Regions from separate parts of the Homo sapiens genome. Here region 1 is linked to region 2. A link is an interaction called in ENCODE POLR2A ChIA-PET data of the cell type or tissue named here. Cell type or tissue: Panc1. All regions are shown on one strand. Each heading gives the region's core, and the rest is flanking DNA. Links, peaks and the distances in the headings are about the cores only.

The links. ChIA-PET counts read pairs that join two places held together with the same protein. Peaks named below come from ENCODE experiments on the same cell type or tissue, not always from the same donor. Only the 100,000 strongest peaks of a DNase experiment are listed, where the experiment ranks them.
Region 1: POLR2A ChIA-PET joins it to region 2 with 9 read pairs; 4 of 35 experiments call an interaction of 5 or more read pairs at or near these places.

What each region holds. Positions count from the first base shown.
Region 1 is chr1:67,550,644-67,556,025 of GRCh38, forward strand. No RefSeq gene overlaps it. Among named protein-coding and RNA genes, the nearest start is that of LINC01702, 31 kb to the left of the region's middle. In Panc1, for the core only: no CTCF peak of the experiment used is centred there; no DNase peak of the experiment used is centred there; H3K27ac peaks cover 685 bases.
Region 2 is chr1:67,619,041-67,624,422 of GRCh38, forward strand. LOC124904197 (a long non-coding RNA gene) reads left to right here and starts at 46. Exons shown (of 2, transcript XR_007066160.1): 1 at 46-625. In Panc1, for the core only: no CTCF peak of the experiment used is centred there; no DNase peak of the experiment used is centred there; H3K27ac peaks cover 3,987 bases.

The sequences.
Region 1 (5,382 bases), core at 77-5,076, 68 kb before region 2:
CCAAATGTCCAACAATGATAGACTGGATTAAGAAAATGTGGCACATATACACCATGGAATACTATGCAGCCATAAAAAATGATGAGTTCATGTCCTTTGTAGGGACATGGATGAAATTGGAAATCATCATTCTCAGTAAACTATCGCAAGAACAAAAAACCAAACACCGCATATTCTCACTCATAGGTGGGAATTGAACAATGAGATCACATGGACACAGGAAGGGGAACATCACACTCTGGGAACTGTTGTGGGGTGGGGGAGGGGGAAGGGATAGCATTAGGAGATATACCTAATGCTAAATGATGAGTTAATGGGTGCAGCACACCAGCATGGCACATGTATACATATGTAACTAACCTGCACATTGTGCACATGTACCCTAAAACTTAAAGTATAATAATAATAAAATTAAATAAATAAATAAATAAAACACAAATCTCATTTTGTCACTCTTCTGCTTAAACACTATCAATGATTTACCATTTCTTTTCTTTCTTTCTTTTGTTTTTTTTTTGAGATGCAGTCTCACTCTGTCACCCAGGCTAGAGTGCAGTGGCGTGATCTCGGCTAACTGCAAACTCCACCTCCCAGGTTCAAGCGATTTTTCTGCCTCAGCCTCCTGAGTAGCTAGGCTTACAGGCACGTGCTGCTGTGCCCAGCTAATTTTTATATTTTTAGTAGAGACAGGGTTTCATCATGTTAGTCAGGCTGGTCTCGAACTCCTGACCTCGTGATCTGCCCGTCTCCACCTCCCAAAGTGCTGGGATTACAGGCGTGAGCCACAGCACTGGGCCTATAATTTCTTTTATTTAAAAAATTCAAATCCTTCGTCATGGCTCATAGAGTCCTGCACAACTTGGGCACATGCTTCTCAGCAGCAGCATCAACTGGTGTCACCTGGCATTACCCTGTGTCACCCGGCATTACCCTGTGTCACCCAGCATCAACCCGCCCCACTTCCTTTGTCCTCTGTGCTCTTGCTGCACAAACCTTCTCCAGTTCCTTAGACTCATGGACAGACAGAGCCTCTCCCTGTTGTCATAGTAGTTGTTTCCTGTTTGTCTGGTTAATTTCTATTCATCTTTTAGAGGTTTCAGCTTAAAAATCCCTTCCATTGGAAAAACTTCTGCAGCCCCTGAGGCCACACCGGCACCGACCACACATAGGCACAGCACCATGCTTGTTTTCTGTTCTCCTGGTCACTGTGGCCATCATTTGATCAATAATTTGCTTGATGCTGGTTTCCTCTACGAGTGTCTAAGCTTCATGATGTTTGGAACAGTATCTTCTTGTTCAATGATGTCTTTCCAGTACCTAGCACGATGCCTGGCATTTAGCAGGTGTTCAGTATGCATTTGTTAAGTGGATAAAACATATTCTAAATCTAGATCTTTCTGATATAATAGAGCAAATGGGAATTTTTGTTGGTGTCATTTGAGTTTTCAGTGACTGTAGCTTTGCTTATTGTTTGCCTGTTGATCAGTTTCCGTTTTTTCATAGAATGCACTATGAGCATTTGCTCTAGCCAGGTAATGCACTAGGTACTGGAAATCAAAGTTGAATAAGATTTTGACTCTGCCCAGAAGGAGTTTACCAACCGGCAGGATAGTTTATATTTTCATGGAAGGACACAGACAATGGGAGGATTGGATATTTCCATGGAAATGAGCTCACTTACACTTGTTTTATTCAATGAGATCATTCATGTAGGAGTAGGTAGGGCATCAGAGAAAGGGTTATAGGCCCTCTTGGCTGAGCCAGTGTGGCTGTGGCCAGGTTCACTGGAGTCAGAGTACAGCCCGGGTTCAGGAGGGCTGAGCTGACTCACCAGGAAAAAGCACAATCAGGAGTCAGGCCAGGTCAGGTGAGCAGGCTGGGCTCACCTGCAGGGCAAGCAGGCACGGAGCACGTGGCTGTGCAGACTCAGTTTGTTAAATACTGGGCTGCCCCCAGTGGTATCTCCCTAGACACCACAAAACCCACTTGCATTAGAAGCCCTCTGTGTGTGGGTTTATGAATTGCCAGCAAGGGCTGAGCCAAGGTCTTCAGGCAAAAGGTTGAGCAAATGGCCCTGTATTCAGGGAGAGCAGAGTTTGAACCTGGTACCACTTGGAGCTATGGGATCGTGAGACAGAGTTATGTCAGCTTTCTGAGGCCCAGTTTCCTCTTTAGCAAAGTGAGACAGGAATATCTGTGGCTCACTGGGGAGATGAAATAATGTACAGTGAGTGCCTCTGTATAGTTGATATTCATTAGCTGTTTCTTTTCTTGTAGGTGTGGGTTCTGCTTTGCAAGAACTTTTATTCCCTTTCTTCACTGCTCTGTCCTGTCACCCATTCCCCTCCCCTATCACATACTTTCTCCAGTCTTGAAGAAACCTCCAGTTGTGGCGTGATGAGTAGGCTCTTCCTGTGCTATGGAGGGGTACCTGGAACCTAGAAGGCACTCAACACATATTTGTGATAAATGGTCAGATGGGTGGAGAAATGAACAAATCCTCCATTTAAAGGCTTCTACTGCCACTATAGTAACCATGTGTAGTGGCGCAATCTCAGCTCACTTGCAGCCTCGACCTCCCAGGCTCAAGTGATCCTCCTGCCTCAGCCTCCTGAGTAGCTGGGACTACAGGTGCACACCACTGCACCTGGCTAATTTTTTCTATTTTTTGTAGAGATGGGGTCTCCCTATGTTGCCCGGGCTGGTTTGAGAAAGCCTTTGAATTTCTAACTTGACTCTGCCATAGACAGCAGACAACCTGTGACCACTAACCCCTTCAAGGATTACTCTGTGGCGAAGTCATGTTGCCCACGTTCATACCCCTTCCTGGGATAACCTGCAGTCAATGAATGATCAATGCCAGAGTACAAATGTCTGGTCATCTTCACCCAACTCCAGGAACTCTAGAAGGTCACTCTAGCTCCTGGACTTCTCCTGGGTTCAGCCTAGGCTGTCTGCTTTTGGCTTGAGTCCTCCCTCTGCATCTTCGGCTCCCTTCCTTTCCTTCTTCAAGTGTTGATCTGTACATCATTCCCTAATAAATATTTTGCACCTTAAAATGTGCCTCAGAGTCCACTTTCTGGGGGATGAACTGGTAACATATTGGCTCACCTAACTAAAAGGGCCAAAGGCTATCAGGCACAGTTGGGTATAAAGCTAAGCTAGAGGCAGGCCATAGTGGCTCACACCTGTAATCTAACCACTTTGAGAGTTCGAAGTGGGAGGATCACTTGAGGGCAGGAGTTTGAGACCAGCCTTGGCAACACAGTGAGACCCCATCTCTACAAAATTAGCTGGGCATGGTAGTGCATGCCTGTAGTCCCAGCTGCTCGGGAGGCTGAGGTGGGAGGATTGCTTGAGTCCAGGAGTTCGAGGCTGCAGTGAGCCATGACTGTAACACTGCACTCCAGTATCCTGGGTGAGATGATCCCTTTCCTCATAGCCTTACCATCTAGTAGAGAAGAGATATCTTATACAAATAAAGGCAGATTCATTATAGTAATTATGATTATATAGGGGACTGATATGGTTTGGCTGTATCCCCATCCAAATCTCAACTTGAATTGTATCTCCCAGAATTCCCACGTGTTGTGGGAGGGACCCAGGGGGAGGTAATTGAATCATGGAGGCTAGTTTTTCCCATGCTATTCTTGTGATAGTTAATAAGTCTCATGAGATCTGATGGGTTTATCAGGTGTTTCCACTTTTGCTTCTTCCTCATTTTCTCTTGCTGCCACTATATAAGAAGTGTCTTTCACCTCCCACCATGATTCTGAGGCCTCCCCAGCCATGTGGAACTGTAAGTCCAATTAAATCTTTTCTTTCTTTTCAGTCTTGGGTACGTCTTTATTAGCAGCGTGAAAACAGACTAATATGGGGATGCTAAGAAAAAGAAAGAATGGGCCGGGCACTGTGGTTCACACCTGCAATCCCAGCAGTTTGGGAGGCTGAGGGGGCGGACCACCTGAGGCCAGAAGTTTGGGACCAGTCTGGACAACATGGCGAAATCCCGTCTCTACGAAAAATACAAAAATTAGCTGGTGTGGTGGGGGACGCCTGTAATTCCAGCTACTCGGGAGGCTGAGGCTGGAGAATCACTTGAACCCAGGAGGCAGAGGTTGCAGTGAGCTGAGATCGTGCCATTGCACTCCAGTCTGGGCAACGAGAGAGAAACTCCATCTAAAAAACAAAAAAGAAAGGATGGGATGGGAGTTTATAGTTCAGGACTTGGCCACAGAGTCTAACGAGGCCTCCCTGAGCAGGGGACCTGTAAGCTGGCTTTATAGAATGAGTAAAAAGGAGCCTGTCTAGTCAGAGGGGACCACATATGGTAGGAAGGAGTTTGATGCGTTGGAGCAACTGAAAGGCCAGGGTGGCTGGAGCCTAATGTAACACAATTTTGATGTAGGAAAGAGCTTTGATTTGTGGGCTCCTTCCTTTCTTTGCCTGAATCTATCACCCTAGATGCTGCTGCCTATTGGATGCTCAGAGCACCTGCTCTCCCGAGTGCGTGTGTGCATTCTCTCTCTCTCTCTCTCTCTCTCTGGCGTTTTCTCTGCTCAGACCTGCTGCTTTCATCACATCCACACTGGCCTCTTTCCTCCTTCAAAACTAGTCTATTCTGTGCCCCTCTGGGTCCCCTTGGATTTCTTTAATGAATCCCAAAAATGAATGGCAATGCATGCACCTTCTGGGATCATCTGGCTCCTAAAGACCTTTGACACAACTACTTGGCTGCAGGTGTGTGGAAGGATTAAGCAGAGAGGAAACAGCAGAGGCTGAGGCCCAGTCAAGTAGAGAAAGGAGAGCCTTTGCTGAAATGCCACGCCAAAGGGGGTGAGGTGCAGGAGCCAGGTCCTGGCATGAGGGAGATGGACCAGCACCAGGGAACAGGTCAAACGAGAGGCCCAATTATTGGCATGCCGGAAGCAGAGGCAGCTGGAAGGCAGAGGCAGCCAGAAGATGGCTGATCTGTTGCCAGAGTGCTTTACAGTCCTGCCCTGTCTCCACTCGGGAGCTGTAGCCCAAGGCGCAGGGTCTGCACGTGTGAGGAATGCAGAGAATGGCAGGCATCGGGGAGGGCCCAGCGTGAGGAGGGAGGGGAGGGTGGCACGCACACAAGAGGAGGAGAGATTTCTGGAGCCAGGAACCACACCTGTCTACATCTTTCAAAGCCTTATCACCTTTGTAATTTAAGCAGTTTCATTTCCACTGAGATTAAAAGTGTGAGCAATTAGGTAAATTGTGCCTAATTTACTACTCCCTAAGGAAGTGTGACAGAATAACCCTGAACGTCATCCCACCCATCAAATATCCTGGCCATAATTGCCTTCTGTATGTCTTTCTTAAGAGTTTTGGAATGTCTGTAAGAGTGTGCATGTG
Region 2 (5,382 bases), core at 75-5,074:
GCCTTTACTTTTTATTTTCATGAAGTATCAAGAAATCTAAAAATGGAGGAAGTTAGATCTATGACTTTTAGTCACTGAAAAGGAAAGAAAATATTATTTTTTCTTTTAGAGAGCTGATCGTGTTATTACTCTGCCTTAAAACTGCAGTGGCTTTCTATCTTATAATCTTCAAACCCCTTGGTATCCCTTCCAGGTCTTTCATAACTTGTTTAAAACAATCTTTCTAGCCACATCTGCCTCCTTTCCTCCCACTGAAAGCTGTTCTTGAGCTTTGCCAGGCTCCCATGGTCTTAAATACTGCATGTGCTTTCTTGCATACACGCTTTTTTGTTCATGCTATTCCTTTTGCTTGGAATACCCTTCCTTGCCTTGATCACTAGGAGAACTGCAACTCATCCTTCAAGACCAGTTCAAATGGCACTGTTACTCAACCCAACAGCAGATTTAGCTTCTCCTTCATCTGTCTCCCCTTAGGACTACTTTGTGTGTATCTCTTACTGCACTTGTTCTTTATATCATTCATCCACTCATTCAATAACACTCATTGTCTTTGCACTTTGTACCAGATACTATGTGAGGTGCTGAGGATCCAGGTGTAAAAGTTCCTATCTAGTGGGGCATGCAGGTAAGCAAATTGATTGTTATGAGACAGAATTGTGTTTTTGGTAAAGATAAGCACAGGTTGCTTTGGAAAATCAGAGGAGGGTCACATACCCCAGTCTGATTGGAGGGAGAGAATCCAAAGGGCTTCTTGGAGGAGATGACACCTGAACAGTCTAGAGAACAAGGGGTTTTTGTGTCCATCGTCTCATTCTTGGCAGAGCACTCCTGGAGAAAAGAGTTAATCATAGCTCATATCAAATCAAGTCATTTATTCTATACATGTTCATTGAGCTCTTTGCTAGGAGACAAACACTCCCAGGAGCAGCTTGGGAACTAGGCAGAAGCAGTCAGGAGTGAGAGAAGCGGATAAGAAAAATATGAGAGGAAATCAACGACGAGTCTCAGGTTTCTAGTTTAGGCGAATGGGTGATAGTGGATTAAGGCTGCCATGTGCAGTTGTGCAGGTTGTGGACTCACAGATGCAGAAGGAGGGGCAAGTTTAATGAAGAAGAGCCTTACACTTGATCCCACAGTACCACCACTTAATATATGATGTTGGAATGGACCACAATTGAGATAATTGTTTTGTTTTATTAAAAACAAGCCTTGGCCAGGCGCAGTGGCTCACGCCTGTAATCCCAGAACTTTGGGAGGCCGAGGCAGGTGGATCATTTGAGGTCAGGAGTTTGAGACCAGCTTGGGCAACATGGTGAGACTCCGTCACTACTAAAATACAAAAATTAGCCAGACGTGGTGGTGCTCACCTGTAATCCCAGCTACTTGGGAGGCTGAGGTTGGAGAATTGCTTGAACCTGGGAGGCAGAGGTTGCAGTGAGCTGGGATCATGCCATTGCAATCCAGCCTGGGCGTCAGAGCAAGACTCTGTCTCAAAAAAAAAAAAAAAAAAGAAAGAAAAAAGAAAAAAAGCAAGCAATCTGTTCTTTCTTGAGTGAACTAAAAAATCCACTTTCCTGCTATATTCACTTGGCTCCTTAATTTTCACACTTGAAAAATCTCTACTGTGAATCATTCATGTCTTCTCCACATCCCTCTGCCTTTAGACCATTTTGACACCTCTACCAGAGATTTTAGGATTTCCTGCTTAAATGAAGCTTGAAAACTAGGTATAAAACTGAATACTCAGTTATTAATATTGTTAATAATGGGGTTATTGATATAATAGTATTAAAAACATCCATTATTATTAAGTTCATAACCAAGAATTGTCTTTAGTTTTTAGAATTATTTCAAGCTACAATTTGATCATCTTATAATAGGGGTAAGACCTTTTTTTTTTTTTTGAGATGGGGTCTTGCTCTGTCTCCAAGGCTGGAGTGCAGTGGCATGATCTCTGCTCACTGCAATGTCTGCCTCCCAGACTGCCTCAAGCAATTCTCCTGCCTCAGCCTCCAGCGTAGCTGAGATTACAGGCATGTACCAGCACACCCAGCTAATTTTTATATTTTTAGTAGAGACGGGGTTTCACCGTGTTGGCCAGGCTGGTCTCAAAATCCTGACCTCAAGTGATCTGCCTGCCTGGGCCTCCCCAAGTGCTGAGATTACAGGCATAAGCAACTGGGTCCAGCCCAGTAATGCCATTTTAACCTCAAATTTTATTTTCCTTTTATTCTATTTCTTCTTTTATATAGTGGAAGAAATCTCAGCAGGAATTTTGATCACCAAAGATCCTTTACTAAAGCTAATCCCTTCAAAAGAACTGAAATACATCCTAATGTACCCTAAATAATTTCCTCCTCAAAGTTTGGCTCTTTCTAAAACATCCCTTGGGTTGCCATTTGACTTCCTGTTACATTTAGACAGAAACATAAATCTTGTAATAAATATATTGCTTTAAGATGTATCCAGGCCTCTCAAAATCAGCTCTTTATTATTCTTGATTGCTATTCTTTGCCTTTTCCATCTCTTTCTAGAACTGCAGGGCCCCAACATATGTATCTTAAAAATAGAAAATACGGTCTACAAAAGACAGCTGGGGTGGGAAGTGTAGCGATCATCCCTTTGCCATTGCCTATTTTTTCTCTTCAGCCTCACTGGCAACATATTTAATTTGCTTTTTGTTATGAGCCTTATCCTCTTTTTTTTCTGTATTTTGTTCTTCAAATGTACTTCTCTTTGAAGCTATTTATTATGGACTGTATTTTCTTTTTTTAAAAAATTTTCAACTTTTATTTTAGATCAGGGGTACATGTGCAGGTTTGTTACATGGATATATTACATGATTCTGAGATTTGGGGTGTGATTGATCCCATCACCCAGGTAGTGAGCATAGTACCCAATAGGTAGTTTTTCAACCCTTGACCTTCTCTCTCTCTTCCCCCATAGTAGTTCCCAGTGTCTATTGTTGCCGTCTTTCTGTCCACGAATACCCAGTGTTTAGCTCCCACTTATAAGTGAGAACATGGAGTATTTGGTTTTCTATCCCTGCATTCATTTGCTTAGGATAATGGCCTCTAGCAGCATCTATGTTGCTGCAAAGAATATGATTTCATTGTTTTTTATAGCTGCGTGTATTATCTTCTTATTCACACAGTTAGGTGAAATCTGATTAATAGATTAATAACTTTGAATTCTAAACATCTACTTGTGATTAAGTGAGAGAGGTTTGTCTTTGCATGGTCTGTGTGTAAAGGTTTTCCAGGTACATGTGTAATAAGCAAGGCAGTGTTATAACTAGTCTTTTAAAGAAGAACAAATGATTATTGGTAGAAGCACTATTTCCACAATATCATTCTTGATTACTTGACATTTTTATCTGTTCATGAAAAGAGATCCTGTAAAGCACTTATCTCCAAATCTTTGCCCGTATACCCTTCCATAAAATTTGAAAATGGTATACTTTCATCCATCTTTTAACTTAAATATCTAAAAATTTTATGATACATTGAGATGGTTGCAAAGGAGGTAATTTCTGAACATATTATAAATAGTACCATTTAAAAATAAAGCTCTTATATTACTCTCTTGGCCAGGCGCGGTGGCTCATGCCTGTAATCCTAGCACTTTGGGAGACCAAAGAGGGTGGATCATTTGAGGTCAGGAGTTCAAGACCAGCTTGGCAAATATGGCAAAACCACTAAGAATACAAAAATTAATCAGGCACAGTGGTCTGTGCCTGTAATCCCAGCTACTTGGGAGGCTGAAGCAGGAGAATTGCTTGAACCCAGGAGGCGAAGGTTGCAGTGAACTGAGATCGCACCACTGCACTCCAGCCTGGGTGACAAAGTGAGACTCTGTCTCAAAAAAATTAAAAAAATAAATAAAAATAAAGCTCTTAAACGTTTCTCAAAGAATTCTAAATACCACAGCAATTTGACACCAACTATAGTGATTTGAGATCCATCATCTAGTTAAAATTATATAAACAAGCTCTTTAATATACATTTTCATCATTTTTCTCCATTTCACTTCTACACAGAAGTTCATTCTAAAATAATAATGCTTGAAAACCTTTTATTTATCATTCTACTATACTTTTCTACCTCTACAACAAAACAAAAAAATACATATGTAAATTAAATGCTGCAAGTGTTTTAAATTTTTTCTGAATTTAGTTATGATTAGCACAGAATTAACCAAAACAACAGAGGAATATTATAAATTTTATGCATAATTATTAAACTTAAAAAGTAAGTTTTTATTAGAATCACATTTATTGGTAAGCTGAGTGGCACTTTTTCTCAACTGCTTCTTGCATCCCATGAGTGAATTATTTATTGCTAGAATGAGACAGGGTGTAGTATCCATTCTATTTCTATTTGTTATTTTTACAGATAGAAACATTGAGAAGCTGTGTTCACATAAGTAAGTAGGTAGGAATGGAATTCATAGCATTGACACTCAAGTTTAAACTATTTCATAGATATAAGACGAAGATAACATAGCCATTTACCATAAAGATATTTTAAACGATCTATCAGCTGACAATTCAGTTACGTCCTTCCATTCTGTTGAAAGCAAAGAATTGAACACCACATGACTTGCACATAGATTTATTTCCCAGTCATTAGAAATTAGGAGTGCTAATGCTAGATGATGAGTTAATGGGTGCAGCGCACCAGCATGGCACATATATACATATGAAACTAACCTGCACATTGTGCACATGTACCCTAAAACTTAAAGTATAATAATAATAATAAACTAAACAAACAAAAAAAAGAAATTAGGAGTGCAGTGGCACCAACACAGCTCACTGCAACCTCTGCCTTCCAGGCCCAAGCCATCCTCACACCTCAGCCTCTCAAGTAGCTGGGACTACAGGTGCGCACCACCATGCCCAGTTAATTTTTATATTTTTTTGTGGAGATGGGGTTTCGCCATGTTCCCAGGCTGGTCTTGAACTCCTAGACTCAAGGGATCTGCCTACCTCAGCCTCCCAAAGTGCTGGGATTACAGACATGAGCCACCGTAGCCAGCCTGGGGTTGTTCCTTTGTAGCACAGAGATTTCTCCACCTTGGAGCAGTGCCCCAGGGTAAGTCTGGCCAGCAGTGAGATGTGATTTTCTTCTGTGAGGTGGGAGAATGGACCTAATGAGGGAACAGGAGGGAGAGGAGGACCATAAGGAGGAGTCATCACACATATTTACTTTTGGAAAGTATACTTATCATAGTTGAGGATCTGTAATTGATTCTTTAAAATCCTTTGGAAAGCCCTCAAATAGTATACCAATTCGAAAACTGCTGTTATAAAGATTTCTGCCAAGTATCATCATTTGTTAACTTGACAATAGAGCTTTTTTTTTTTCTCAGAAGACCTAT